2 separate regions of the Homo sapiens genome follow, and region 2 is linked to region 1. A link is a loop called in an ENCODE intact Hi-C map of the cell type or tissue named here. Cell type or tissue: PC-9. All regions are shown on one strand. Links, peaks and the distances in the headings refer to the core of each region. The heading gives the core; the rest is flanking DNA.

Region 1 (7,501 bases), core at 2,483-4,982:
AGGGTTGCACCTGGAAGAGACTGCCTCTCTGATGTTCAAAGTTTGAGAATTAGTCCTTAATGAATAAATGTATATAATGCAATTTTGAAGTTTATACTTTCCTTGTTTGAACAGGATAGAATCAGCACTAAACAGAAACCAGTACAATTCTCAATAACAAATTATCTCAGTAGAGGTCCAATAACCCTGTGATAAATATGCGCCTGTTCTTCTCCACTGTCTGACCTACTTATGTCTGCATCAAGTATCCCCAAACTGCTCTGTCAGGAATATACACCCGAAGAGCCCTCTGAGAACTGGTTTAACTAGTATTTTGGCTTGTTTTGGGTGCACCTGTGACCTAATTTACAAGACCAAGATTAATTAAATGTTCATGCACAATTAAAAGACAATTTTACTTCAGTAGTATGATGCTTAATTTCTGCTTATAGAATTCATTTTTTATTAGTTATAAATTATGCTAGATGACATAGAGAGGAATATCAAATGCAGAGGATTCTTAGCCTGAGATCCATGGACCTCAAGTGTTTCACGAACACCTTGAGATAGTTTTCAAAATGGTATATGTGTGTATCTAGGGGCATCTTTCTGAGAAAGGGATTTCCTAGATTTTATTCAATATGATCTGGAGTCCAGAGCAAAAAAATATTGTACAAATCTTTGCTCTACTAACTTCTTGACATTGGGAATTTGAGGGAGAGGAATTTTCCATCAGCTTTTTGTTTTTTGGGAAATAAATAAAATGACTATGAGCAAACATGAAGACAATTCCCAAACCAATTCCCAAAGACTGGTACCAGTAGCTCCTGGTGCAGAACCAACTTCAGCATGGCAGGGAACAAAGAAATGTTCAGTTATACTGAGGGCAAAAGGACAATGAGAATCTCCTAAGTTCCTCAAAGTCACTTCTGTTGCTCCCTGATGTTTACAGTTCAAAGCAGATACTTGTGCTCCTAAAACAAACAACCTTGAAGCCCTGGCCTGATCTATGGTCTCAGCCTATCCTTCAACTTTTTCTCAGCTCTTCTTTTACTTCCACTATGGTATGGCCACCCAGACAACCAGTCCACAGACTACGCCCTTATCTTGTATCTCACAATATGTGAAAAGGTTTGGGCCAACACCGTCTTCTAAATACCATCTTCAATCCCTGCCTAAACTCAAATATCCAGCTTATTTCAGCTTCTCAGTTTATCTAGGCTGTTAGCTTCCAGTCACCTGCAGTTTTCCCTAACTTTCTCTGTGTGGGTGTTACTTTATTCACTGTTTTTAGCCAATATCTCATCACTACAAACTGAAATCTCCACAGGCAGGGCCAGTGCTTAGTGTCCTGCTCAATTCTGTGTCCACAGCACTAAGGGCAGCAGTGGGTGTGGCACAAAAATTTGTCCTTCCTATTTTCAAGTCCGTATACTCTCAGGTCAGTTGTAGGCTGTGCAAGCTGTACCACTAGGTCTGATATGTGGCTCATTAAGCAAAAACAGGAGAGAATTGTACCAATGCACATTGCAAGCCAGAGTTCTGAATTCATTTTGAAGAAGTAACTTCATTTGGTCACATTTTTGTTCTTATTCCCGTGAGCAATAGTTTCCATTTAATTGGGAAGATATAAAGGAGAGTTCCCATATATCCCCACACTCAGTTTTCCTTATTATTAAAATCTTACATTGGTATGGTACGTTTGTTACAAACAATTAACAAATATGTATACATTATTATTAACTAAAATGAATATGTTAGATTTCCTTCATTTTTACCTAATTTCCTTTCTCTGTTCCAGGATCCTATTCAGAATTCCATGTTATTTTTAGTCATCATGACTCCCTAAGCTCTCTTGGCTGTGGTAGTTCTTAGACTTTCCTTGATTTTGATGATCTTGACAGTTTTGAAGAGTGTTGAGCAGGCATTTTGTAGAATGTCCTTCAACTAGGATTTGTCTGATATTTTTCTCATCATTAGATCGGAGTTAGGGGTTCGAGGGAGCAAGACCGCAGAGGTAAAGTGGAGGGTTTTTGTTTGTTTGTTTGTTTGTTTTGAGACAGGGTCTCCCTCTGTCACGCAGGCTGGAATGCAGTGGCACCATCTCGGCTCTCTGCAACCTCCGCCTCCCGGGTTCAAGCGATTCTCCTGCCTCAGCCTCATGAGCAGCTGGGACTACAGGCATCTGCCACCACGCCTGGCTAATTTTTGTATTTTTAGTGGAGACAGGGTTTCACCATGTTGGCCAGGCTGGTCTCGAACTCCTTGCCTCAAGTGATCCACCTGCCTCGGCCTCCCAAAGTGCTGGGATTACAGGAATAAACCACCATGCTTGACCTAAAGCGCCATTTTTATCACGTTATATCAAGACAATATACTATCAACATGGCTTATCACTGCTGGTGTAATGCTTTTGGGATTTATTCACTGCTTACTTTCCCACCCTTTTTCATACTGTATTCTGTAGAGCAATCACTATGCAGAGCCCACAATGAAGGGGTGGAGTTATCTGGAATTCTGCTCAGGAGATTCCTTGAAAAACTGAGATTTGTTGCACATCAGGGAAGCTGTAGGGATTGGTTTGAAGTCTTCTATTTATTGTTTCTCAAATTGTTTCAGCTTTGACCATTACAGGCATATATTTTTAATTTTTTTTTTCAGAGAGCACAGAACTTGGTACAAGCCCTAGCCCTTAGAAATGCTCATCTTAAATTTGTTACATGGACCTTCAGTTTTTCAAAAGCCTCCAGTGGGCTAGATTTTTATTGAAAATGCTTAGGATCCTCATGCTTCTTGTTCCCGAGGCTCCTGGAAACCACCTTTAGTTATCCCGTTTGGTAAGAGGGTTTCATTCTGTCTTGCTTTCTGGTAGTGAGTGGATCAGAAAGTCATAGGGCTGGGAGAAGATGGACTGGATGAGATATGTACGGATATTCTCTTTGCCACTGTACAGCGGCCATTGCAGCTCCTGCCGCAGAGCCCACGGCCCTACGGGCGGGACCCATTTTAACCTGGTAGTGACAGTGCCGCCTCATTGAAGCAGGAAGGATTTTTGTCCATGACACTAGACGTCTCTAAGCAATAAAGTAATTTTGGCAGATGCCGATACCTCTCATGTGATCTTGTTGGGAAGGTTCAGATCCTATCACCTGAGATTATTTACTCTTAAAGACCCTCTGCCTCCTTCCTCAGCCTTTCTGTTTGACAACATAAGATCGCTTTTATCTCCTGCAATGAACACTCCTAGACAAGTCATGTCCGGGTCTTGGTATCAGTAAATTTTTACTGCTGAATATTTTGGGAGAGGTTCTCAGTTAATCCCATTGAGAAAGACCAAGTTAAAGCTTTATCAGTGAGAAACTAATTACAAAATCCTGCCTTGCAAATATTCGAGCTTTTAACAGTGCTTTACTCTTTGGTATCCACGAGGTGGAGCCTTCCCGGGAAGCAGAAAGCATCTTTTGGTGTCCTGTTTTTTGTTTTTTACCCTCGGCAACGCCACGGGTGCCAGGACTAGTTGACACGCCGCCTCAATTTAAGTCATCCATAATTTATACGTTACGAAATGGAACTTTCAAAAGTGTTCCTAGCGTTAGGAGCAAAGAACGCCGGACAAACGCTCGGGAGGCGGCGAGCCTCGCGGTTCTTCCAACAACGCAATCTGTCAGCGCGGCTAGGTTGGTGCCCTCTCCCCCTGTATCGGGGCAGCCCGGCTTAGGGCCGCAGAACCGAGGCTGGGGAGCCCCGCAGGCTGTTGCTAAGAGTCCAGGGGAGGCACGGACTTACCTTATCTGCCCCTGGAAACAGATTTGCTCTTGGATCTTGCACGAAGAGCCCTGTGAGAAACGAAAAGGGAACTTGTGTGATGGCGGCAGATAACGAACATTAGGGTAGAAACTTAGGTTCTTAAAGGGAAGACAGCTTGAGTTCGGAAATGAAGATATATTCCTTCAGGAAGGCCTGTTAAAAACACGAGCTATTGCGAGGTTCCATGGTGTAATGGTTAGCACTCTGGACTCTGAATCCAGCGATCCGAGTTCAAATCTCGGTGGAACCTGTCGTTTCTTCTTGCTTCCTCACTATTTTTTTCTTTCTAAAATAAATTTCCCTCTTAGATATGATTGGCAGGAATCTCCAGTTCATGTGAACCCAAAGTATGACGCGGACTCTGTACGGGGCCCACTGACTCTCTGCTCTATGTTCAGAGCAGGAGACCCTCATACCTCCTTCATTTTACTACCCTCCTCACCACCACCTAACAGATATTCTAATACCCAAAATAATTCGAGTTGAGTTAAACTTTTTACTTGATTTATTGCTTTATGAAATGCAGTTAATTCACTTCAGAGGACAAAAAGGACTCAACAGATTTGAGGGAAAAGAAATATTCTTGTATGTATCTTTTTCCCAAGAGAATGAGGCTTTATAATGCCTTTTAGGTGCAATCACTAGAATTTATAGGTGTTTCATTTGCCACTGAGAAACAAGGATTAGTGAAAATAAATCTGTACTTTAAATAAAAATTGCTTAAACTCTCTTAGGTATTTGAACACTATTGGATCCTCACATGGTAACTTCAATCACTGTCAACACGGTAAGTAAATATCCAGATACACCTTCTAAGTGCTCTGTTGGTCATTTCTGTGACATTAACCCGCCACACAGAATTGCTGTCAATGCTGAATACGTCCCATAGAATGATAGAGCTTTAAAATTGTATCCTAGGATGCCTCTGTGATTATTTTGTCTTCATAAAACTAAATGTCTCTTGTTGCAAGTTAGTTTATTTTCTGGTAAATGTTTGGATTTGTCACAACTTAAGGAAAGACAAAGAAGTTACTGGGTCTCTGAAGAATTAAGGCCAAAGTGCTTTCCTTAGTTTGATTTTATCTATTAGTATTTATAAAATTGTGTCTTTTAATTGTGGATACAGGGTATCAGGCTATATGTTATAATCTTTTTTCATTTAATCTTATATTGCTAAAATTAATCATCTCTTTTGTTGTATGTAGCTACCATTCATTCATTGATTTCATGTTAGCTGCTGTGTAATATGAACATGCCACAGCTCATTCATTCATCTTTCCATTAATGGGAAACCAAGAGATGTTTATAATATAAATTTGATTTTGAATTATGGCAATTCTTGGGTCACAAAAATTAAAAATTATTTTACTGCAGAGGAAATTCCTGATTCTGCAACCATACATTTAATGGAGAATTTATAACTTTGAATTGTCATTTTCATTTTCCAAATGCTTCCACACATAATGATTATTTGCCCTTTTATATTGTACTACCCATTCCTTCTGATTCCTCATGCATTTTCTAGTGTTAACTGCTAGCAGCATTATGTTCCCCAGCATGGAATGCCTTTGCTAGGCCTTATGCCACCACTGCCTCTAAAAGCTTAAATATCTACCTGCATTTAGCAGATATCTATTCATTACCCTTACCAAGGCAAATGTTGCAAGAAAATAGATGCTTACCTTTAATTTAGATGGACCTAATTTGCTTCTAAACATTTCTTCATAGACTTTATTATACTTGCATAAAGATGCATCATGATAAAATACATAATTTTGGAGTTTTTCTCCCTTGTTTATATACATGTTTCTTCTGAAAGAAGAAATACATCTGATTGGAAAACTTAGGGCACATGCGTGCCATCCTAGCTACATAGAAGCCTAAGAAATTGTTTTAGACAGTTTGGACTACTATAACTATATAATGTTTGTTGACTTAAACAACAAACATTTATTTCTCACAATTCTGAAGGCTGGGAAACCCAAAATCAAGGTTCCAGCTGATTCAATGTCTGGTGAGCCCTCCCTTCTTGATTTGCAGCCTACTGTCCTCTTGCTCTATCCTCACATACTGGGGGGACAGAGAGAGAGAGAGAGAAACAGAGAGAGAGAGGCTTCCACATATGCATTTGAGTCCATTCAGTCCATAGCAGGAATTTAGTTATCACAGAACCATTGAGGATGCACAGTTCATTGGTAGAGAATTCTCCCTAGTCATATGAAGTCTTAGGCATATTAGACCACTATGTTCATCAATATGATTATCTATAATTTCTTTTCTTCCTAAACTTTTCTTTTTCCATCAATTTTCTCTTTCATTATGATTCAGCCACAGAATCTGTTAAAATAGGCCGGGCACAGTGGTTCATGCCTGTAGTTTCCACAGTTTCAGAGGGTGAGGTGGGTGGATCACTTAAGGCCAGGAGTTGGTGACCAGCCTGAGCAAGATGGTGAGTCCCTGTCTCTACAAAACTAATATTTGTTAAATAATCTGTTAAAATATTAGTTAATAATTACTAAATTTTGAGATGTAGAAACAAAATGGAACTAAAATGATGAATAACAATAATACACAAAATGGGATGTTGTAATAAGGATCAAATTATACTGGAGTCATTTATCATAATAAAAGATAATTTTTAGAACTGTTTACTGAAGTTATAATTCATGCAAATGCTGAACGAATGACTATGAAATTAGTACTTGTCTGAGGGCATGGCCAAAGCTACGCAGTAGTGCCTCTTTGCTGTGAATAAAATGCCAGGATGTAAAAATTTAAGAATTTTATTGAAAAACTAATTATTATTAGCATTATATTTAATGTATTATATTTTATATTAATATATTACTATAAGAACTGTATTATAATCAAAACTTTACTAGTCAAAATTTCAAAGGTTGATATTATTGTGTATTGATATCATTTACTAGATTTTTCTTCAGTCACCCTACAGCACAGCTGGGCCAAAAAATAGATGCCCACTTTTAACTTAGATGGACTTCATTGCTTCTAAACATCTCCTCTTTTCTTCAAAGACTTTGTTATACTTGCATAAACAAAGATTTGTCATGATATAATACAAAATTTTGGAACGTTTCCCCCTTGTGAAAGTTTAATGTGACAAAATAGACATTTTGCTTTTAAGTTATTTTGACAAAATGAAAAAAATTGTCAAATAGAACTTTTGTTTAAAGACTCAAGGCTAATATAGAAAATAGTTTTTGAAGGTATTTTTAAATATTCTAGAAATGAAGAATTAAGATATAATTACAACTTTATTATTCTTCATTTTATTCTAATGTAAATATTTATAATATTTGTTGAGAATAAAAGTATGTGATGTTCTTCCTATACAGCAATCTAAAGAACTCTTATATTTATATTAACTTCCTTATATTAATTTCAATTTTATTAATTCTTAATATTACATAAAATATAAAGTTTTTCACAAATTATTAATTATTGAAGCATTTTATCCCTAAAATAGTAAAAATCCATTCATATTTCAATGATTGACAGTATCTTAACAAAGCTCACAAGATTTTCACTCTATGCTTAATAGCTAAAATTCTTATTCTTGTACTAAACAATAACAGTACTAAAAAATAAATAAATAAAATAAGACAACTATACTATTCAGATACTAAAAGTAAACCTGGCCTTTTCCGCCTGTGGACACTGCTGAGGAAGCACTGTTAAACGCCCTTCTTCCCAC
Region 2 (7,501 bases), core at 2,614-5,113, 73 kb after region 1:
AACGGCCGGGCGCGGTGGCTCACGCCTGTAATCCCAGCACTTTGGGAGGCCGAGGCGGGCGGATCACAAGGTCAGGAGATCGAGACCATCCTGGCTAAAACGGTGAAACCCCGTCTCTACTAAAAAAATACAAAAAACTAGGCGGGCGTGGTGGCGGGTGCCTGTAGTCCCACCTACTCGGGAGGCTGAGGCAGGAGAATGGCGTGAACCGAGGAGGCGGAGCTTGCAGTGAGCCAAGATAGCGCCAATGCACTCCAGCCTGGGCGACAGAGCGAGACTCAGTCTCAAAAAAAAAAAAAAAATAATAATAAAAATAAAAAGGAAACAATACTTCTACCAATAAAAAGGAAATAATATTAAAGCCAAAACTCTGTCTCAGAGAGTGACTTAGTTTGGGTTCCCAAGAAACAGATTACCTGAGACAGAGATTATGTGCACAAAATTTATTAGAGTACACAGAAGAAAATGTAGAAGAATGAGAGAAAAGCAGAATTGGAGAGATGAAAAAGTAAAACTGCAAAGCAGTTACAGCAGAGGCTTCAGCCAAGCCACAGGAGCTCTGGTAGGATGCCCTTCAGAACTGTCCCAAATTGAAGCAAAAATGTGGTCATTGGATACTGTTTGCCCCAGAGAGAGCGTCTAGTCCTGAGAGAGTGCAATCTTTGGCAGGGGCGCTGTTCCTTGAGGCGAAATGACACTTTAGCAGTCAACACTCCTTGAAGCTATGAGAATGGAGCTTTGATACTGTGGAGAGGGGTAGCCCTATCAGATATTAAAATATACTCTTCATGCATCTATAATTAAAGCACTATAGCATTCACAAATGAATAGAAAAACAGTCTAGTAATGTAATACAAAGTCCAGAAGTAAACAAAATCACATATGGGTATTTAATATTTGATAAAGCATATATTTCAAGCCATAGGTGCAAAGATGGACTTTTTGACAAGTAGTTCAGGAAAAATTTGTTAGCCAATTAGAGCTAAAATGAAATTCAGCCCTCACTCTTTATGCAAGAATAAATTCCAAATGAATCAGTGATCTAAGTGCAAACACTGAAACCTACAAGTATTAAAAAGAGTCATGTGTGAATTCCCTTGTAGCCTGGATATAGAAAGTTTCCTAATTATAACTTAAACTGTAGATATAATAAAAGAAAATTTAGTATCTTAAAGTACCTACAAATATGGTACAAAAAAATATGATAAACAGACTCTAAACAGAGTTAACAAATGGTGGGAATGGGTGCCGGGAGACTATTTGCAATGTGTATCACAGATAAAGAGTTAATATCCTTAATACAGAAACATTTTTCAACAATTGAAGAAAAAGGCCAAAACTTTATAGTCAAATGGGCAAAAAAAATTAACAGATAATTAATATATATATTTGCACATATGAAAATATGTTTAAATTCTGTAATAAAAAATTGCAAATTGAAACTATATGAAGATACTGTTTCTCTGCTATCAGCTTGGTAAAAATTTAAAAAGTATGTCAGTGCATACAGGAACAGGTAGTGTCATTGATTTCTGGTAAGGAAGCACATTGTTATCAATATAATCTTTATGAAGGGGAATTTGACTATGTCTAACAAAATTATATATACATTAATCATTTCACCCAAAAATCCCAAGTCTAACAATTTACCCTGAAAATCTACATCCAACAAAATGAAAATATACATCAGCATATTTACTCATTGCAGCATTGCTTGCAATTGCAAAATTTTTTAAACAACCTAAATGCTTAAGCATAAAAGAATGATTAGATTGTTACTTCCACACAATGGAGTACTTATGCAGCTGTACAAAAGATCTCTGTGAACTGACATGGAGAGATTTCAAAGATATATTGCTAAACAAAAAAAGTAAATCAAATCAGTATCTATATACTGTAAATCAATACATATACTATCTATAGATATGTACATATCTATAGATACTATATATACAATATGTATATATCTATAGGTACTATATATACAATATGTATATATCTATAGATACTATATATACAATATGTATATATCTATAGATACTGTATAGATATCAATATATATACAATATATAAAGCAAATCAATATCTATATACTGTAAATCAATATATATACAATATAGTATAATATTTTTCGTCTGAGAAAGAAGAGGACATTTTAAAAAGTATGTATCACCAGGCGTGGTGGCTCACACCTGTAATCCCAGCACTTTGGGAGGCCGAGGTGGGTGGATTGCGAGGTCAGGAGTTTGAGACCAGCCTCACCAACATGGTGAAACCCTGTCTCTACTAAAAATAGAAAAATTAGCCAGGGCTGGTGGCGCGCGCCTGTAGTCCCAGCTACTCGGGAGGCTGAGACAGGAGAATCGTTTGAACCCGGGCGGCAGAAGTTGCAGGAGCTGAGATCGCGCCATTGCACCCCAGCCTGGTCTAAAAATAAATAAACAAACAAATAAATAAATAAATAAGTATGTGTCTGCCTGCTTATTCAAAAGGAGGTGCAGGAAGGATAAAAAAGAAACTGGTAAAATGGATTACCTATAGGGGGTAGATGAGAATGAGTTGAAAAAGCTGGAGAAGGAAAGAAAAAGAAGCAATGAAGGGAAGTGATATTTCTTCGAGTATGTCTCTTTTGCACAGTTTAACTTTTAAAATGATGTTATGTTTTAAGTATGTACAAAAAATAAAATAGGCTGAACACAGTGGCTCATGCCTGTAATCCCAGCAATTTGGGAGGCCTAGGCGAGCGGATCTCCTGAGGTCAGAAGTTCAAAATTAGCATGGTCACCATGGTGAAACCCCGTCTCTATTAAAAATACAAAAATTAGCCTGGCATGGTGGCGCTCCTGTAATCCCAGCTACTTGGGAGGCTGAGACAGGAGAACCACTTGAACCTGGGAGGTGGATGTTGCAGGGAGCCAAGATCACGCCATTGCACTCTAGCCTGGGCAACAAGAGTGAAACTCCGTCTCAAAAAAATAAAATAAAATAAAAAAATAAACAAGGTCAGGGGAAAGAGTCAAAATGGACCTGATTACTTCAAATGAATCACATAACTGAAAAAGAAAGGGCGAGACCTTACAAAATGGATCCAAATGCAGTGTTTGGACTGAATATTGTCAGGCTCAAGACAAAAGGGACATGACAAAAAAAACTATCAACAACGTTGAACTCTTGGTACCTTTGTTTCATAGTGGCGTTGTTTAGCGTGCTGCCCACAGAAGCCATGCACTAGAAGCCCATGATCAGGGTCATTAACCATAATCCAAATCCCAGGATAATGACAGAAATAATGTAAACACAGAAAATACTATTTCAAAAAGTGTTTGGAAATGAGTTTTTCAACTGGGAACTGTTGCAAAGTGGTCAAATTTTCTGTGAAAGAAGAGCTGGTCTAAACTCCAAGGAACCACAGAGACAGGCTATGCAAAGGTCACTGCTCTTAAAGATTTTGGATTTTAATCAAGACTGCCCAAAGTGCTCCCCCATGCCTGGATTAATGAGCCATTTCAAGGGAGTTTTAAAATGGTCCATTTCCCAGTCATTCCATCACCAGTTTATTATTTTTATATCATGTCCTTTTCCTCTTCTCTTGAAATCTTGGGGATACGTTTCAAATAATATTGGGAAAGCATAATTTAGTGAAGAAAGCGATGCATTTGTCTGTTTCGGCCTTTGTGATATTTCCTTCTCCTCACAAAATGTTCCCAAATGGGATGGGTTTAGACCTAACTGAAGTAAAACTTCTGAAGTTCGCCTGAACAGGGACTTGAACCCTGGACCCTCAGATTAAAAGTCTGATGCTCTACCGACTGAGCTATCCAGGCTCTCTACACTGGGCTCTAACTCACTAAGAAGTGCTAATAAGGCTCATGATTTCAGTAATTATTAGGTTCTTCCAAGCGTTCTGGTCATATACCTGTGCCTCAGCACTGCAGCCGAGCTTTATTATATTGAACATTCATTTCAACCTCAAACTGTTTATTCGTTAAATATAAAATTATTGTGTAGTATTTATTACAGGGGAAATGACGAAGAAAATCGGGCTCAGAATAGAGTGGGACCCCTTCGGTAGTGAATAATCCCGCAGCTCATTATTGCGAACAGCAGCCCTTAGAGATCGTAGCTGGCTGGTAAAGGCGGCTTTAGAGCGGACGCCCAGGCTTCTTCATCAGCTTACCAGAAGGTTGGAGGCAGAAGGTACGCATTTCAACAATGACTTCGATAAGTGGGAAGAAACTTCAGAAGTATCAAACATTTGGGTAAAGAAAGATTGTTATGTCACAAGGGAAGCAGTTCAATTCCCGTTGTTTCCTCCGGTGTTTTCCTAGCTCTTTAAGAGATGAAGTTTCCTGGAATCGTAATGCCAGAGCAACACACAAGTGACACCCGCTTCTGTCTGGGGAATTACCTTCTTCAAAACACACGTCAAAATTTTATAATATCTTTTTCCCGGTCGCCCAACCTAGTCTTCATCTTTCGCTCTCTTTTTCTTCACCTCTTCCTCAGTCTTTCCCTTCTTCACACCGGTCTCTGCTCCTCTACCGCCTTATTTTTCAGACCTCCCATTTGCAGATTCACTCATTTCTCCGCTTATGCTTCCGTTCTTTGAAAGTGAACCACTAGGTTTCAGAAAGCACCAGGCAGTTAAAACAGAGTTTACTCCCTCGGTCACTGTAGGTCTTCAGTCATTCATGAGAGGTGTTAAAGCACCTCTAACAAGTGCAAGATGCAGTGTTTTGGAGGAAAAAAACAGGCACCTAGCAGAGGATGGTTTCGATCCATCGACCTCTGGGTTATGGGCCCAGCACGCTTCCGCTGCGCCACTCTGCTGTCCCCTTCAGCTGTTGTGCCTTATCTCCAAGTAACTTAAACATCTCCTAACACCGCTGTCCAGCTGCGTCAATATTTTTTTCTTCCTTATCCATTTATCTTCTCTAGTCTCTGTCTTTCATCCTCGAGTTGTCTCACGTTTCCTTCTCAACATAGTCACCTACAACTTGTTGTTTGCTCCTTTGCAACTTAAGAAAACCGATTGAAATCCTTTCTCAGGAACTTGATTTTCAAACCGTTAGGCTCTCATACACCGACTTCTAGGGTTGGATTTAGAATTCAGGGCTTGTTCGTTTGTTTGTTTGCTTGTTTGTTTGCTTGCTTGCTTGCTTCCCACGCCTTCCATAGTGCACTCACTGTCTGCATTTGGAACACCTTGACTCCTCCGTGTCCCTGGTAAGACAAGGGCACTGTGTGGTCCTGTGGCCCTGTCCTCGGCCAGGTTGGAGGGACTAAGGAGAAACTGAAGATGCAGCGAACGGAAGAGAAGGAAATGCATGTACTTCTGAAAATCGTTGCTCGCGGAATTGAGGCAGACGTGGAGACGACATGCCTACTCAAAGAAGATTCAGTTTTCCGTGTCCCCACCACAATGAAACTTCTTTCACAAAGATCATAATGGGTATTCCTAACTACAAGGAGAGCGTGTGTGTGTTGTCCACTTGGCCTTTGGACACTGGGTCGGAAAACTGAGGCTCAGATCGCTTTCTAGGTGCGTCTGTGGACCCGTTTTTGTCAGTCTTGGTTCTTCCAGCCAAGGAATTGCGCAAAGCTGTTTTAAAGATTCTGTGTATAATTTAAGCTCCCCAATGGGGTGAGCTTCATGGGCCTGAGATCTATGCAGTCGCACAATTTACCACCATCCCCCGAGCACCCCTACACACACACACCCAGTCCTACTCTTGGGGTTTAATGTTTTGTAATGACTCTCTTGAAGTTCTCAATAGTTTTATCCTTAAACTTATGTTTTGTAAGCTATAGCCAACATGACAATGTAGCATGCTTAGGCATGGGGGTCTGTTGGCTCCCAAGAGTTCTGCCGAAGAGTTGACTCCCAAGAGCTCTGCTTCCCCTGGATGGGTTTTCAGCAACGAATTTGCCCTGCTAACTGACATCCTTCCCCACTCTCTTTCCCGACCCCTCTTCCCCACCTGCCTCCAGCAGTAAAGCCCCCTAGGGGGTCTACAGAAGAGGGATTAAGTTCCTGCAGCCTAATCCCGGGATTTCTGGGGTGTGGCATAATGGCTGTCATTCCCGACACTGGCTGGCAGACTGGCAGAGCCCAGGTGAGTTAGGAGGGTGTCTTGGTGGGAGTGAGCCTGCAGCTCACACCCATATCAGTATATATTCATAATTATAACAGCATTGTCTTCCTGCTTTTTGAACAAGGGCTCCCTCATTTTAATTTTTCACTGGGCCCTGCAAAATATATAGCTGGTTCTGCTCCCCAAATTTCAGTGGTGTTTGGTTCTCTTTGCTGGGCTCCCCTCAGGCTTCTTTACTATCTTGTTCTCATACTTGAAAAATCAGACCCTGGGGGCCGGGCGCGGTGGCTCACGTCTGTAATCCCAGCACTTTGGGAGAACGAGGCGGATGGATCGCGAGGTCAGGAGTTCGAGACCAGCCTGACCAATACGGTGAATCCCCGTCTCTACTAAAAATACAAAAAAGTTAGCCAGGCATGGCTGAGATTGCGCATGGCTGTAATCTCAGCTACTAGGGAGGCTGAGGCAGGAGAATTGCTTGAAACCAGGAGGCGGAGTTTGCAGTGAGCCAAGTCACGCCGCTGCACTCCAGCCTGAGCGACAGAGCAAGACTCTGTCTCAAAAAAAAAAAAAAAGAAAAAGAAAAAAGAAAGAAACATCAGACCCTGGATTCTTAAAGATGGAGCTTGGAGTCCTCAAGGGAAGAATTTGGAGGCTTCATTTTGAAACCCCAATGCTTAATACTGCTATAAGTTTCTATTTTTACATTATCTAAATATTATAAAATTCAAGTCAGAAAAGATGCCAAACCATTTAAATTACTAACACATTTAGATAATATATCAACTAATCTCTAATAATTTAATTACTTATCAGACATTTTTTGAACAGTGACAAAGATTCTCTTCATGACCAAACTCTAGTCAGGTTCCTCTGAAGGCTCTTCTCAACAAAAGCTCTGACTTTTGGACTTAAATGTTTGTAGCTCTGCATTGCGCACTTTTAACAATAATCGTGTTAAGTCAGTTTAGCCAGAATCCCTCATCCTCTATTATCTGATCACCCTTCATATCTGATCAGGTTCCTCATCCTCCACCATGCTCCAGTGATGTAATCACCCTGGCCTGCCTTCAAGAATCCTATCAGGCCAGGTTAGCCAGAAACCCCCTTACCTGTGATGTTTCCTTTCAGTAATTTTCTATCCAGTGACCTCATCTCCCCACTCTGATCCTTGGCTATAAATTCCCGCTTTTCCTTGTTGTATGCAAAGTTGAGCCCGGTCTCTCTCACCTACTGCAAAATCCCTCTCTAATAAAGTTTTCCTTACTGTCTTTAACAATTGCCATGAATAATGTTTTCCTTAACACCAACACCATGTGTTTTGCTTTTTATATATAAATAACACATAATTTAATAAATTTGAGCTAAGAAAGATGCCAATGAAAATATTCATATTTTTATAAGTA

Evidence for each region. A loop is a pair of places that touch in the nucleus more often than their neighbours do. Peaks named below come from ENCODE experiments on the same cell type or tissue, not always from the same donor. Only the 100,000 strongest peaks of a DNase experiment are listed, where the experiment ranks them.
Region 2: a loop joins it to region 1, with 7 times the contacts of the local background. A loop is called at or near these places in 15 of 110 quality-filtered maps.

Annotation. Positions count from the first base shown.
Region 1 is chr6:27,515,565-27,523,065 of GRCh38, forward strand. TRQ-CTG1-2 (tRNA-Gln (anticodon CTG) 1-2) reads left to right here and starts at 3,965; the gene lies at 3,965-4,036. RefSeq lists an enhancer at 3,318-3,607 and a silencer at 3,998-4,047. In PC-9, for the core only: CTCF peaks have their summits at 3,459 (motif pointing right) and 3,660; DNase peaks (open chromatin) are centred at 3,467 and 3,927; H3K4me3 peaks cover 2,206 bases; H3K27ac peaks cover 739 bases.
Region 2 is chr6:27,588,063-27,595,563 of GRCh38, forward strand. It overlaps TRK-TTT4-1 (tRNA-Lys (anticodon TTT) 4-1), which reads right to left and starts at 3,824; the gene lies at 3,752-3,824. TRX-CAT1-6 (tRNA-iMet (anticodon CAT) 1-6) reads right to left here and starts at 4,830; the gene lies at 4,759-4,830. RefSeq lists an enhancer at 4,345-4,554 and silencers at 4,528-4,822, 4,795-4,884, 6,288-6,582. In PC-9, for the core only: no CTCF peak of the experiment used is centred there; DNase peaks (open chromatin) are centred at 3,839 and 4,809; H3K4me3 peaks cover 1,758 bases.